Linked DNA regions of Homo sapiens: region 1 is linked to region 2. Evidence: chromatin contacts called from ENCODE Hi-C or POLR2A ChIA-PET data. All regions are on one chromosome and are shown on one strand. Each heading gives the region's core, a stretch centred on a gene start or an enhancer-like site at or near the end of the contact. The rest is flanking DNA. Distances are from core to core; before and after follow the strand shown.

Region 1 (4,175 bases), core at 718-3,217, 41 kb after region 2:
GAAGTGGGGTCCCTTTGCTGTTTTGTTGGTATATTCACCCAGTGTGACCTCTTTTCCGTGGGATGGCTACCTCTGGGCTCTGATTATGTGGCTCATAGGGAAGTATAGGCAGCCTGAGTCAGAATCCCCACAGTTCCAAAGTGATGGAAGACTGTACTCTGAGATACAATATTTTGACGTATTTCACTCCCAGGGAGAGCTACTTGCTATTCTTTCACTGCTTCCATTACCCAAAAGAGTATGATATTCTCCCCATTTTCTGTATTGCCTCACACCTAGGACCCTTCAAACCCACACCAACGACCTCTCAGGCAAATTGATCTATTCAGATAGCAGTTTACAGGGATAGACATGAGGCCTCTTGGCCCACCTGCTCTATACACAATCTTCTAGTCGACCATCCTGATTGACAACCCACAGCCCACCCCTGTCTCTGTATTTGCTGACTCAGAGCATGGAGACTTTATACATGTGAAATCACATCTCCCCTCCCCTCACGCTTGGCTTGTGTGTATTGCAAAAGCTGCAATTTAGTTTTTCCTGTGCCTTGTCTTACCCATGGATAAGAACACTAAGATACTTTCCGCTTTTTGAATATTTGTCAAAGTGATGGCACTTGGATTGGTTTCAGCATGTACATAGATTGATTCTTATTCATATACATTTACTGTCATATTGGGGAAATCTTGAGGGGAAAAGAAAAGCCTCTTACTACCATGTTCATCAAGAGTCCTCTCTGGAATAGTTGAAATAGTTTAGGAGTTATCGGTTCACTCCTTCGTCTTGTTTGCCTCCAGATTTCTTTTTTCCTTCTTTTCCTGTTTCTTAATGTTGGAACAGCCCACACCTCAATCCTTGGATGACATCTCCCTTTTATCTGTATTCATCCCTAGTGATCTCTTCTGGTTGCAAGGCTATAAATGCCATCTGTATGCTGAGATTTTTTTATTTTTAGTTCAAACCTCTCTCCCCAACTTTACACTCACATTTCTAACTGTGTGTTATAGATGATAGCTTTAGATTCTCCTCCTCAGGACTAGGCTTTCTGCTTGATCTAGGAGCAAAGCTGAAAACTGCTATGGAGCTTGGTGTTGCCTTGATACCGAGGAGGAGTCTCAGAGCCTCTCCAGTGCAAATACACACTTGCAGTGTCCTAGTGCTGCTGACTTACGTACTCATTCTAAAGAGGGTAGATTGTATCCATTTTAATAGCTCTCAATACCCTTGCCCATTCCCATTACAGCTGGCAGAAATTCCCCAGCTGCAAATGGGTTGCATTTATCTGTTACCCATTCCTGATTTGCAGCACGATTGACTGTTTCCTTTTCTGCGTGGTCTATGTGTCACTCCATGAGAATCTGGGAGAGGAGAACTCGATATGGTGCTCATTCCATCATTTTAACCATAGTGTTCTTTATTGTGAAGAGGTATCCCGGTTAGAGTGGAGTCAAAGCTTTATAGCAAGTGTATTTCAGGTAACTATTCTTTTACTTGTTTCAGATCTATTTCAGTAGCACAGCCACCAAGATAGAACACTTATAAGCCCTTATTTTGGTATAGATCACCAGAGAAACCACTCACCACTCGCACTTGGCCTTCAGTACTGAGTCATTACATATTGGAAGGTCAGAAACTACATCAACAGGAAAGACCCATAGGTGTGGGGGTCTGATATATTTGCCAGTACATTTCTTATCATTACAAACAAAGATTTATGTGTGTCTAGATGTTTACCTTGCCTTCTAAGAGGTCATGTCCTCTGAATGAAGCAAAATCAAGGTAAGCCTTTACCTGTAAGCCGTTACATGTCTTCTTTACAGAATCCCTCTTAATTAAAAACTTCTAAGAGATTCAACAGGGTTAGTTTTTCTTACAACCTTCATCGTCAGACCTGTAATTATGCAACTGGCCAGCATTGCTCTTTCAAACCACAGTCTCTGGAAAGTACACACCGTATATAGCATTTTGCCCATAAGAAGAGAAACCACCTGTAGTATCTAAGGTTACGTCAGAGAGATGTTAACCACAAAAAAACCCAGACTTAGATACACACTATCATTTTCTGGGTGTGTTCTTGACCATTTAGAGCTGTGATTAAAATTAGAAGTGTTGGCATGACACTGCTTTCTGACTTTCTTTTTTAGCCATGTTGACACCGTGGTGGTTAGTGTGATGCTCCTTCTTATTTCAATTGATGCTTTACTCAAGTATGGATGAAACATAATTTAAAGTCACCTCTTCTTCTGCTATCTTGATTTTTAAAATTATTTGGATGCATTATATTTAAGAATCTTAAGACAGTCCATTAGTATTATGTATTTATCTTCTCTTCACTCGTTTAAGTCACTTTCTGACTCAGATCACCTTCTCAGGAGACTCTCAGCATCATTCTGCCTGACATCACTCAGTTGCTTTGTTTATGGCAACCTAAAAAAGCAGCTGCCCTAATTTTAGCCCATTCCCAGAGTACCCTCAGAAGTGACAGGTAAGAAAAAATAAACTGATCAAAGATGAGAGAAAGACTTACAGAGGAGTGACACTGAGAGAGCAAAAAACCACAAATAAATTTCATTTCTAAGAACAAAGCAAAGATGACCAGGAAATGCCTGAGGAAACACATTTTTTTTTTTTTTTTGGAGGCAGAGGGTATTATATTCCTTTTTTTTCTTCAACTTTCATTCTAGATTCAGGGAGTACATGGGCGAGTGTGTTATGTGGACATGTTGTGTAGTGCTGATGTTTTCAGTACAACTAAACCTGTCACCCGGGTTGTAAGCATAGTACCCAATAGATAGTTTTTCAACCCTTGCCTCCCTTCTTCAGAGACCTCCCCCTTCTTGTATTCCCCAGTGTCTTTTGTTCCCATCTTTATGTCCATGTGTACTCAATGTTTAACTCCCACTTATACTTGAGGACATTTAGTATTTACTTTTCTGTTTCTGTGTCCATTTTGCTGCAAAGGACATGATTTTGTTCTTTTTGGCTGCATAGTATTCCATGGTGTATATGTATCACATTTACTTTATCCAATCAACCATTGATAGGCAACTATGTTGATTCCACATCATTGCTATTGTGGATAGTGCTGCAATGAACGTATGGGTACAATGTGCCTTTTGGCAGAATGATTGATTTTCCTTTAAGTGTATACCAAAGGAAATGGGATTGCTGTATCAAATGGTAGATCAACTCTTATTTATTTCTCATTCATTTCTCAAATAATTTCTCAATTATTTGAGAAATCAAGGAGACACTTTTTTTTTTTTTTTTTTTTTTTGAGACAGAGTCTTGCTCTGTTGCCTGGGCTGGAGCGCAGTGGCGTGATCTTGGCTCACCAGAACTCTGCCTCCCAGGTTCAAGCAATTTGGAGACATAATTTTTAAGACATTTTTAAATAATAAACCTCAAATATTTTAGGGAAAACATCTTTATCTCTGTTTCTATAACTGTCAACCTCTTTCTAATAAGCTTTGCAAAGCTATATGAAACTAGTTTTTAATTTTTGTATACTTGAGACAATTTTGGAAGAAAGTAGGTATCTACTCATCCAATTTCAGAGAACTCTGAGAAAATTTAGTTATTCTTATGAAAGATCTATTTTCTTATTGCAATAACTGTGAATTTATCTGGCACTTGGCCAAACTTAGCATTAACAGGTAATACATTATATTCACAACAGAAACTAGAAGATGATTCCAGAACAACACAGCCCTAAAGGAAAAATCATTAATTGTTTGACATAAATATTCTACACTTCAAAAATCTACACTTAGATTTTTTTTCTAAGATTGTTTTGTATTATTTACTAACCTAACAGCTTTCCATTAACAATAAATTTAGAACTTTTTTATATTTTAAATATCAATGTGTGCATTATTTTGGTGATGACATAATAAATCATTAGATGTTGCATACATGTTATCAAATGTATATGGAGGTTGCGTAAGTGTTATCAAGACAGGCAGCAGATGGAGTGTTGAAATATATGGACTCAGGGCTGAGTCTGCTGCCTGTCAAATCCTAGCAATTTACTTAACCCCTTTGTGTTCAATTTTCCTCATTTATGAAAAGAGAATAAGAATAGCACCAAGCTCATAGGTTATTGGAAAGATTAAATGATTTAATAAGTAGAAAAGGCTTAGAAAGGTACCTAATACACAGTAAATACTTCCAAG
Region 2 (3,979 bases), core at 973-3,472:
CGGCTAATTTTTATGTTTTTAGTAGAGACTGGGTTTCTCGATGTCGGCCAGGCTGGTCTCAAACTCCTGACCTCAGGTGATCCACCCATCTCGGCCTCCCAAAGTGCTGGGATTACAGGTGTGAGCCACCACACTCAGCCAAAGCAATCCATTTTTATGCTTAGGTTCAATGAAGTATGAACAGCTGTGTAGAAATATGATTAGACACAAAGGGTATGATCTAATGCTAACAGGCTGAGTGGGGAAACTAGCCCATCCTGCTTGTTCAGATTTTTCTCAGCCCCTCTGTGCAGCACTCACTCCTCCCAGGCAAGAGGTAGGATCCCTCTGGAATGAGGGTCTGAATTTCTTTATGGCCAGGTGTTACACAGAAAAGCTGGGGGTGGGTAGAGTAAATGTTTAGGTTTTATGGCTGGCCTTGAGGAAAAGGCGTTCTGGTGTCTGATCTGACTTGGAGAAGAGGGATTCTAGTGTCTAAGGTTTGCCTGAGGGAAGAAAGAGAGGAGAGACAGGAGGGCAGAAGGTCTGTTTCTGAGGCTGCTTCTTAGGCCTTCACCTTGGGGTGTCGTTTACTGAGCCTCAACAACAGCATCCTTGTTTCTGTCTAATTTTCTCTGGGGGTTTTCTCACCTTTACCTTGAGAAAGTTTTTGTGGAGTTTTGTGCTTTCTTATTCAAGGCCTTCATTTTAAATATTCCCAACAAACAAAGGGATACAGTAAAACTCATGTTGGCTAATTAGAAAAAGGCCAGTATGAATTAAAGGAAGACTCTATATTACAAAATATTGTTTTAAAGTATAGCTGTGTTTCTTGGAAGTTCATCATTTTACCTGAATGTATTATATCTCATTCCAATGAATTTGCTTTAAAGACCTGCCAGTGGTGGTTTGTAATTATAGTATTAATTTTTTAAATTCAATTGGGGTCACGTAACAATTTTAAAATTTGACACAAATTCTAATTTGTTTAATTTTCTTACTTTAAATTCTTTATATAAAGACAATGAAAAACTAAATTCGATAGTTGTACAAATCTAAATGAGAATATAACTTAAGAGTTTTCTTAAGTCATTACTAACACTATGGAAGATCTGATAGAACACATAAGAATATACTGAGACCATCACAGTGCCTACACATAATAAGTATTCAATATATGTTTGTCAGGTGAGAATATGAGTTGTTATAATTCCCAGCATTATATTAAGGGAACAAGTAGATGTGTGAAGAGAGTACCAATAGCATTTTCCATTCTCCCAATTGTCTTCAGTTATTATAGCAGATAAGTTTTTAATCCTATGTTTGTGCTAGCACTAGCATTTACAGGTTTCTCCCTGATATATGGCCCATTAACACACAATAATCCGAGTTCAGAGTAATTACTTACATCATTCAACAGAATAGATCACTGAGGCACTGGGTGACCAGTTGACTTTCCATGTGATGAGACATGATGAGAAAACAGCAAAGCTGAAGGTGCTACTTGGCTCCTCTGGAAGCCATATTTCTGCTTTCTCCTCCCTACATCACTTTCTTTTTCTTTAATGGAATTCTAGGAAGATGTGTGAGTGGGAGAATCTGAGTGTGGAAGGTGTTGCAAAGATGTATATGTTGTCAAAAATTAAGGTAAACTATCATAACACATAAATAAACTATGTTCCTAAAGCTGCAAACTTTTTAGGTGAGAGCAATTATTCTTATGCTCAATTATTTGTTAACCATCATGATGAAATGTCTTCCAGATGCATCTTTGCTTATATCAGCTTATTAACTAAGAGTAGTCAGATTCTATTTATAATGTAAAATATTAAAAATACCCAAATCTATTCAGTCCTTCATAGTTCCCAAAGCTTTCCACATCTATCGTCACATTTGGCCTTCTCAATAGCCCTGTGGAGTAGCTAGAGATGATATAATTGCAGCTGGAAATGAAGACAATATTCAAATGGAGCGTGTCAACCAATTTACTAGTACAATTTTCTCCTATTTCTGAGACACAGATGTGAAAACCAAAAAAAAAAAGAAAAGCAGAATGAATGCCAAGAAATAGCATGTGATTAGAAATGTTGTTCATTTCTTCTTTCAGTAAACCACAGAAAGATAACAAAGGCTACTGCGCCCAGTACAGAGGGGAGGTGTGTAATGCAGTCCTGGCAAAAGATGCTCTTGTTTTTCTCAACACCTCCTATGCGGACCCTGAGGAGGCCCAAGAGCTACTGGTCCACACGGCCTGGAATGAACTGAAAGTAGTGAGCCCAGTCTGCCGGCCAGCTGCTGAGGCTTTGTTGTGTAACCACATCTTCCAGGAGTGCAGTCCTGGAGTAGTGCCTACTCCTATTCCCATTTGCAGGTAAAATCTCAAAAATAAGTCAAAGGAAAAATTCCATTTTTCTATCTGCACAACAGAAGGAGTTTTTGAAAAATGTTGTAATATGCAACAGTAAAAGGAAAAGCTGGTTTTCATCCAAAATAGGAGGTTAATGCCTGGGTGCAGTGGCTCATGCCTGTAATCCCAGCACTTCGGGAGGCCGAAGTGGGTGGATCACTTGAGGTCAGGAGTTTAACACCAGCCTGTCCAACATGGTGAAACCCCGTCTCTACTAAACATACAAAAATTAGCCAGGTGTGGTGGTGCACTTGTAATCCCAGCTACTCGGGAGGCTGAGGCAGGAGAATCACTTGAACTGGGGAGGCAGAGGTTGCAGTGAGCCGAGATTGCACCACTGCACTCCAGCCTGAGTGTTGAGACTCTGTCTCAAACAAACAAACAAATAGGAGGTAATTAATCAGACAATATTTCTACCATATAAATCACTAAAGATAACCTAAAATACAAGTACTTAGAACCTCTAGAAAATATCATAAATGGTGTAATATTCCATTACTCTTGTTATTGTTCACATTATTATCATATCCATAAATATCCCAGATTTCTATCAGATGAAAGGAGAAATCTTAAACATGGACCTCATTAGTAAGCCAAGATAGAGAAAATAAAAACTGTACATTATTTGTCAATAAATGAGATCATGCCAAGCATCTCTGAATGTTATTTTAAAGTACATTCCATCCAAAATTCTAAGTTCTGATGCTGTTGCCTCATTTGGGTGGTTATAGGAAGGAATTAGATTATAAATAGATATTTTGTTAAACTCCCATACTTTTTAAATATTGAAATTGATAAATTTATGTTCAATAGAATTATCTTCATCTTTAATTACTTCTTATGTAGAAAAAAAAGAATCTAGTTTTTGAGCTAAATAGAACAAAGTTCAAATACTGTTAGTTCTGCTTTCTCGATGTGTGTGGTCTTGGCTAAACTTCAGTTTCCTCATCTGCACGGTAGAATTGAGAGGATTAAAGGAAAAATCACACTCATGGAATATGTCAGAAACTAGATAGACATTGTTATTCCTAAATTTTCTGTTGAGGAAACCCCATGACAACAACCAACACAGCACATTTCCACTTCTATTTTGATAAAACCAGAAACTATTTAAATATTGCAATAATTTGAGGACACTCTCTATTTAGCATTCAATAACAACAGTATGGTCATTAAATTAGAGTTTTGTATTCCTCAATTTACTGCAAAGTTTGAGGGTTTGGAGACACTATAAGAGTAATATAATTTGTTTATTCATCTAAGAAGATTGTATTGTGATCAGGCATGTTATCTAAAAATCTCTAGGGACTTCAGCATTGACAGAATAAGAAGGGGAAAGAGAAGGAGAGAAAAAGTAAAATTACTGCAAAAAAAAATGGGAAGAGTGGGTGAGGGGCAGTAAAATTTGTTTTAATAGAACTTAAGAAATACTGATGCTATTTCAACTGTCCTTGCAGTTATTTGAAAAAATAGTGTCTCTGTTAATTATCACTTCTTTAGTTTAGATTTCTCTTTCTTGGGCTTCTTTATAGGATTCTCCAAAATTGTTTATTTGACGTACTGCTCAACAGTGAAAATCCTTTTGCTAGAAAG

What was found. Hi-C counts contacts between places; a loop is a spot of excess contacts on that map. ChIA-PET counts read pairs that join two places held with the same protein, here RNA polymerase II (POLR2A). Pooled maps may share reads with other maps.
Region 1: a map with no recorded cell type shows a loop between it and region 2 (2.4-fold over the local background). The contact joins two enhancer-like sites. A Hi-C loop is called at or near these places in 3 of 168 maps with a recorded cell type or tissue (PC-3, tibial artery and transverse colon), 1 of 37 single-sample maps with no recorded cell type and 4 of 50 pooled maps. POLR2A ChIA-PET finds 5 or more read pairs at or near these places in 1 of 52 experiments (BJ).

What each region holds. Positions count from the first base shown.
Region 1 is chr9:110,806,829-110,811,003 of GRCh38, forward strand. No RefSeq gene overlaps it. Among named protein-coding and RNA genes, the nearest start is that of MUSK, 140 kb to the left of the region's middle. RefSeq lists an enhancer at 1,895-1,944. Within about 2 kb of position 1,968, at least 2 of the 41 ENCODE cell types and tissues checked have a DNase peak (open chromatin) inside an H3K27ac peak, as active enhancers do.
Region 2 is chr9:110,765,734-110,769,712 of GRCh38, forward strand. It overlaps MUSK (muscle associated receptor tyrosine kinase), which reads left to right. Exons shown (of 15, transcript NM_005592.4): 9 at 2,087-2,350. The region is part of intron 2 of LOC107987115 (a long non-coding RNA gene); the gene reads right to left. Among named protein-coding and RNA genes, the nearest start is that of MUSK, 99 kb to the left of the region's middle. Within about 2 kb of position 2,223, at least 7 of the 41 ENCODE cell types and tissues checked have a DNase peak (open chromatin) inside an H3K27ac peak, as active enhancers do.